Linked DNA regions of Homo sapiens: region 1 is linked to region 2. A link is a loop called in an ENCODE intact Hi-C map of the cell type or tissue named here. Cell type or tissue: adrenal gland. All regions are shown on one strand. Links, peaks and the distances in the headings refer to the core of each region. The heading gives the core; the rest is flanking DNA.

Evidence for each region. Peaks named below come from ENCODE experiments on the same cell type or tissue, not always from the same donor. Only the 100,000 strongest peaks of a DNase experiment are listed, where the experiment ranks them.
Region 1: a loop joins it to region 2, with 2.0 times the contacts of the local background. A loop is called at or near these places in 6 of 110 quality-filtered maps.

The regions. Positions count from the first base shown.
Region 1 is chr7:2,467,518-2,470,411 of GRCh38, reverse strand. No RefSeq gene overlaps it. Among named protein-coding and RNA genes, the nearest start is that of GRIFIN, 7.4 kb to the left of the region's middle. In adrenal gland, for the core only: CTCF peaks have their summits at 1,078 and 1,289 (motif pointing right); DNase peaks (open chromatin) are centred at 1,331 and 1,582.
Region 2 is chr7:2,662,059-2,664,952 of GRCh38, reverse strand. It overlaps TTYH3 (tweety family member 3), which reads right to left. Exons shown (of 14, transcript NM_025250.3): 14 at 151-2,894. Among named protein-coding and RNA genes, the nearest start is that of AMZ1, 25 kb to the left of the region's middle. RefSeq lists an enhancer at 1-78. In adrenal gland, for the core only: no CTCF peak of the experiment used is centred there; DNase peaks (open chromatin) are centred at 1,651, 2,417 and 2,611; H3K27ac peaks cover 2,284 bases.

The DNA.
Region 1 (2,894 bases), core at 100-2,599, 190 kb after region 2:
CGCGTCTCTGGGAGAACCTGTCTCCCCTTCAGTTCTCTGTCTGGAGTTGGGGTGAGATTCAGGCAGATGCCCTGGGCTGGGCCTGTCCAGGGAAACACAGCTGCCCGGGTAAGGAGGCTGCAGCCCCTGGAGGGTCAGGTCCACAGGCCTCCTAACGACACGTGCCGGCCAAAAGCTCCAGGCTCTCTGCGGGGTCAAGGAGCGACTCAAATGCTCACAGGGCCAGGAGGGCAAACGTGCCTAAGTGAGGCAGGCGGACACAGGGCAATAGGGGTTGGTGGGGTCTGTGCCTAACAGAAACACACACTGCCCCCACCCCCATCCTGCCCAGCTCCTTCCAACCATGCACAGGGACCTGTGGACCCAGAGCAGGCAGATCTTCTGAATTTAAAACATCTGAGGTTCAAGTGCTGTCTGCTATCTCTGTTTTGAAACACCTGCCACTATGGTGAGACTTAAAGAAGGTATCGGCTGCAGGCAAAGCTGCCCCCAGGAGTGCCTGGCCTGAAACTTCTGCTTGCTTTCTTCTCTCCTTCTCTCCCCTCCCCTCTTCCCTTTTTTCCTTCGTTCTTTCCTTCCTTCCTTCTCTTTCTTTTCTCTCTCTCTCTCTTTCTTTCTTTCCTTCTTTCTTTCTTCTTTCCCTTCCTCCCTCTCTCCCTGCCCTCTTTCTTTCTTTCTTTCTTTCTTTCCTTCTTTCTTTCCTTCTTTCTTTCTTTTCTTTCTTTCTTTCTTGAGACACAGTCTTGCTCTGTCACCCAGGCTGGAGTGCAGTGGCGCAATCTCAGCTCACTGCAACTTCCGCCTCCCAGGTTCAAGTAATTCTCCTGCCTCAGCCTCCTGAGTAGCCAGGATTACAGGCGCACACCACCATGCCCGGCTAATTTTTGTATTTTTATTAGAGACGGGGTCTTACTATGTTGGCCAGGCTGGTCTCAAACTCCTGACCTCAGGTGATCCACCCACCTTGGCCTCCCAAAGTGCTGGGATTACAGGCATGAGCCACCACGCCCAGCTAATTTTTGTTTTTAGTAGAGACGGGATTTCACCATGTTGCCCAGGCTGGTCTCGAGCTCCTGGGCTCAAGTGATCCACCCTCCTCAGCCTCCCAAAGTGCTGGGATTACAGGCGTGAGCCACCGCGCCCGGCCGAAACCTCTGCTTTAAAACCAACTTCTCCCCTGTTCTGGCCTCTGCTCTGTTCCTCCCTCTCCACCAGGACAGAGGTTGGTGGTCTCCCCAGGGTGGGGGGATGCCCTGCTGATCCCTCCCCACGGGAGCCCTCTCAGGGCCCCGTGAGGAACAGACCGGCCAGCAGAGGGCACTCCCGACATGGCCTCAACCCAAAGCCAGGGAGCAAAGCTCCTTTACCAGCATGGGGCAGGTGGACCCGCACTCCCAGCTCAGGGCAAGCAGGTGGACCCGCATTCCCAGCTCGGGGCAGGTGGACCCGCATTCCCAGCTCGGGGCAGGTGGACCCGCATTTCCAGCTCGGGGCAGGCGGACCCGCATTCCTGAATCCACAGTTTTGGTTTCCACAAGAGGACAGCCTGGGCCTGAGTCCAGGGGCTGAGAGGAGGAGAACCAGGGAGGGGAGCTGGCCCAGCCTGTCCCGTTTGCTGCAGAGCCCAGAGCTCGGCTCCGAGCTGAATGGTGGGAGAAGAAACCTTGCGTGGACCTGAGTGAATCACAGTCTCAGTTTCCCCTTCTGTAAGATGGGTGGCTGTGAGGAGGGGCACGTACAGGGCCGGGCAAGTGCAGTAGGATATGGTCCACGTGGGTCCACCTGCCTCCATCCCCACCAAGGAAGTGAGTGGTCCACCAGCCCCAGGAAGTCTCAGCCTGGCCTGCTGCAGCTGCCAGTGCCCCCCACACCCCCATCGCGGCCGGGACTCCTGTGCCTCACTCACCTGCTTCCTGCAGGTTCAGTGACAGCTGTCCTGCCTCTCTCTGTGGCCAATGTCAGTGCAGGGATGACACGGATTTTCCTGCAGCTCAGCCAGCCTGGGCTCCTGGGAGGCCGACATGGGCTCAGCACCACCCAGGCAGGGCTGGGGACCCATCAGGGCCATATGTGTAGGGGGTGACCATGAAGCCCCAGGGTGGTTCCTCCCTTCTGAGAGCAGAGGATGGGGCCAGGTGCGGTGGATGTGCCTGTAGTCCCAGCACCTTGGAAGGCCGAGGCATGAGGATCGCTTGAGGTCAGGAGTTCGAGACCAGCCTGGCCAACATGGTGAAACCATGTCTCTACTAAAAATACAAAAAAATTAGCCAGGCATGGTGGCACACGTCTGTAATCTCAGCTACTCAGGAGGCTGAGGCAGGAGATTCGCTTGAACCCGGGAGGCGGAGGTTGCAGTGAGCCAAGATTGTGCCATTGCACTCCAGCCTGGGTGACAGAGTGAGACTCCATCTCAAAAAACAACAACAAACAACAATAAAAAGGCAAGGGCAGAACAAGGCCAAGACCCGTCTGCTGCCAAGGCCTGCCTCACTGGTGGGACAGAGAAGAGACGTGCAGATGCTTGACTGCTGACTGACTGCCTCTGGAAGGATTTGGAAAACCTGGCTTCAGAGGCTGCCCCTGAATAGGGGACCGAGAGCTGGGGGTGCTATGGTAGGCCAGGGTGCACTTTTAAAATCCACAAACATTTTCCCCAACATTTTATTATGAAAATTTTCAAACACATAGAAAAGTTGAAATAGGCCAGGTACAGTGGCCCACACCTGTAATCCCAGCACTTTGGGAGGCTGAGGTGGGAGGATTGCTTGAGCCCAGGAGTTCAAGACCAACCTGGGCAACATGGTGAGACCTCGTCTCTATAAAAATAAAAATAAAAAAATTAGCTGGGCATGGTGGCATGTGCCTGTAGTTCCAGCTACCTGGGAGGCTGAGGC
Region 2 (2,894 bases), core at 310-2,809:
ACCACAAGAGGCCCCGCCCAGCCGACCCCTCGGAGCTGACCTGGTCGGCCCCACCCTCAGTGTCCCCCTGTTCCCCCAATGCCCCTGCCTGGAGCCGTGGACTCCCTACCAGCGCCCAGCCAGGAGCCAAAGCAGCTCAGGAAGAGAGGCTTGCTTTTTAAAATTTATTTTAAAACATGAAACCCAAGCTGAATAGAAACCACAGAAATTACATTGACGAGATTTTTAGTATTTGCCAAGAAAAAAAGCCCCCAAAGAAATAAAAATCAGCCCCCAAACCCAGTTCTAAAAAAACAAAAAAACACAGCGACAGTACATACAGCCATGGCCCTACAGAGGCTGGAGGAGGGGGAAATGCAAAATGGTTCAGGCCTCAGTTCCTGGATGTTAAATCACACTGGGGTGGGGGAGGTCAGATGCCCAGGCCGGGGGGGTAAACCAGGAGGCTGAGTCTTAAGGAGATTATATATATATATATTATATATAACAAATATGAAGTGGTTCAGTACACAACCATTATGGTTAAACACAAAACAAAGATCCCACAGGAGAGGCCCTGGTCCCCCGCCTGCCCCCTTGTCTGGGGTTCTGGGGTCCAGGGGGCTGCCTCACCACCCCTCTCAGGGCTGGGGCAGAGCTGGCCCCAGGGCAGGAGCAAATGTTGCTTGGAACTCGAATTGCATAGTGAGATGGGTGGGTGGGCAATGGGCCAGGGGCTGCTCCCAACCAGGCCCATTCACTACCAACCTTGCCATGACATGTGGGGGGCCCTGGGGTAGTGGATGCCTGCTGGGGAGCACTCTCAGTGAGGTAAGCCCCTGGGCTCCTCCCTCTTGTCCCCAGGGCCACCCTGTCCTCCCAACGAGGCTGTGGGCCTGGGGGCTGCAAGACCCCCTGTGCAGGGTGAGAGTGGGGGCTGGCCATGGCAGCAGGCACCAGCCAGATGCCCCAGTAGGTGTGGCGAGGTCATGGGATGGAGTAGTTAGGAACACGGCACCGAAAACTCAGAACAAAAATACAACCAATGGCAGGCGCTCCCCTCCACCTACTGAGGTGGGGTTTGAACCCCTTTTGATTTTCCCCGTTTCCTTTCTTCAACCTTGGTGAGTAGAAAGTCACAGACGGGCACACACGCACACCACGGTCAGGAGTCCCGAGACAGCACGAGGCTGGAAGCCCTGGCCTCACCGCCTCTCACGCTATGTCCATTCACCTGGCAGGCAGCCTCACGGCCATGGACAGCATTTGTGCTTCTGAGCGGTCGCAGGGCGTTTGGCGGGCACCCACGCCAGGGTGCCAGGGCCTCTCTCCTGGCCCTAGGCCTGGAGAACTCCCCTGGCGGGTCAAGCCCAGAGGAAAGACTGGGCAGGTTGGCTGTGGCGGGGCCTCCGAGGGGGGCTCAGAATGTCAGCCAGGCGGGGCCTGAAGCAGAGGCCCCTCCACTGAGGTTTGGTCATGCCTGGGGAGCTCAGACGCCCCGGCTTGGGGCCCCAGGCCCATGGACTCCCCTCCCCACTCTGCCCTCCCATATTCCCCCTTTTTGGTCCCAGACACCAGCACAAAGAAAGGAGGGGTTCACAGAGGAAGGCCAGGGCAGAGCCTGGCCCCAGGGAGGGGATGAGGACATTTCCGGTCCAGGTAGCTGCCGGCTGCTCTGGGAGGAAGAGCCATGCGTCTGTAAACTGCTGGGGCTGGCGGCCCGCCCCACTGCAGGGCCCAGCCTTGACCCCTGCACGTGGCCATCCAGCTGCCCTCTGGCTGCCCCTGGCCTTGGCACAGGCATCGAGCCTCGAGGGCTGGGCTGGCTGGGCCAGGGCCGGGACCGGGAGGGGTAGCACGTCCGATCCTGATGTGGGGTGGCTCTGCCCTCCACGGCGGGAAGCACAGCAAACATCGTACACTAAAGCCAAAAGCACCATTGGGGAGCCTCGCTCCCACTTCATGGGGAGGAGACCGAGGCCACAGGGACCTCAGTCCAAAGCCCGCGGGAGGTTCATTCCCGAGGACAGTCCTCCTGGGGCAGCACCTGCCTGGGGAGGGGTGTCCAGGCCCTTGGGCTGCCTGTCGGTCTGTGGCACCCCCTGGAGCACCCCATGAAGAAACGCTACTGCAGCCTTGACTCCCAGACAGCTGCTCCGGCCTCGGCTCCAGCCCGGACTTGGGCTCACACTGCCGGCTCTGGGCCAGCTAGGGGCACCCGTGGAGTTTGGGGGTGAGGTTAGTGGTTAGTCCCAAGGGGGGACAGCAGGGGCTGAGGGATGTTCACAGCCGGCTCGGGTCCAGCCCCTCAGGCCGGGCTCCTGGGATGCTGTACCTGTCATGGATGGAAATGGAACCAAGAAGGGAGGGAAGGGGGGTGCCAGCGGTCCCCCTCAGCCCGCAGCCCCAGCCTGCCCTAGAGATGACAAATGTGGTTAGTGCAAAGAACGAACCAGACACAGCTGCCCAGTCTCTGGGTGGGGGAAGGGGGTTTGGCACCAAGAAGGCGGCCAGCACTGGGTGGCGGGTGAGCGGCCCGGGCTCCACGTGGCCCCTGCTGTCCACGGAGGGCTGGGGCCTCCAGCAGGGCAGGTGCTGAGGGAGAGAGTGAAGCTGGGGCAACGGAGAGAGGCCCTGCTGGAGGGGGCCTCTGGCAGCCGGCAGGAGGGGTGAGCCTGTGGGTGGGCGGGCTGCACAGGCGAGGAGGGCACTGCAGAGAGATGGGCACGTGGAGGGACCACGGGGTGACCTCAGGGCAGAGATGAGCAGGTGGCACGTGTCCCTGTCCCTCAGTGGCCAGCAGGCGCCAGCACAGAGCGGCCCCAGCCGTGCCTGTGAACTAAGAAGGGGTCCACAGAAGTGCCGGGCGGGAGGAAGGAGAGCTGTGGAGGGAAGGGCCGGGCGGCAACAACACA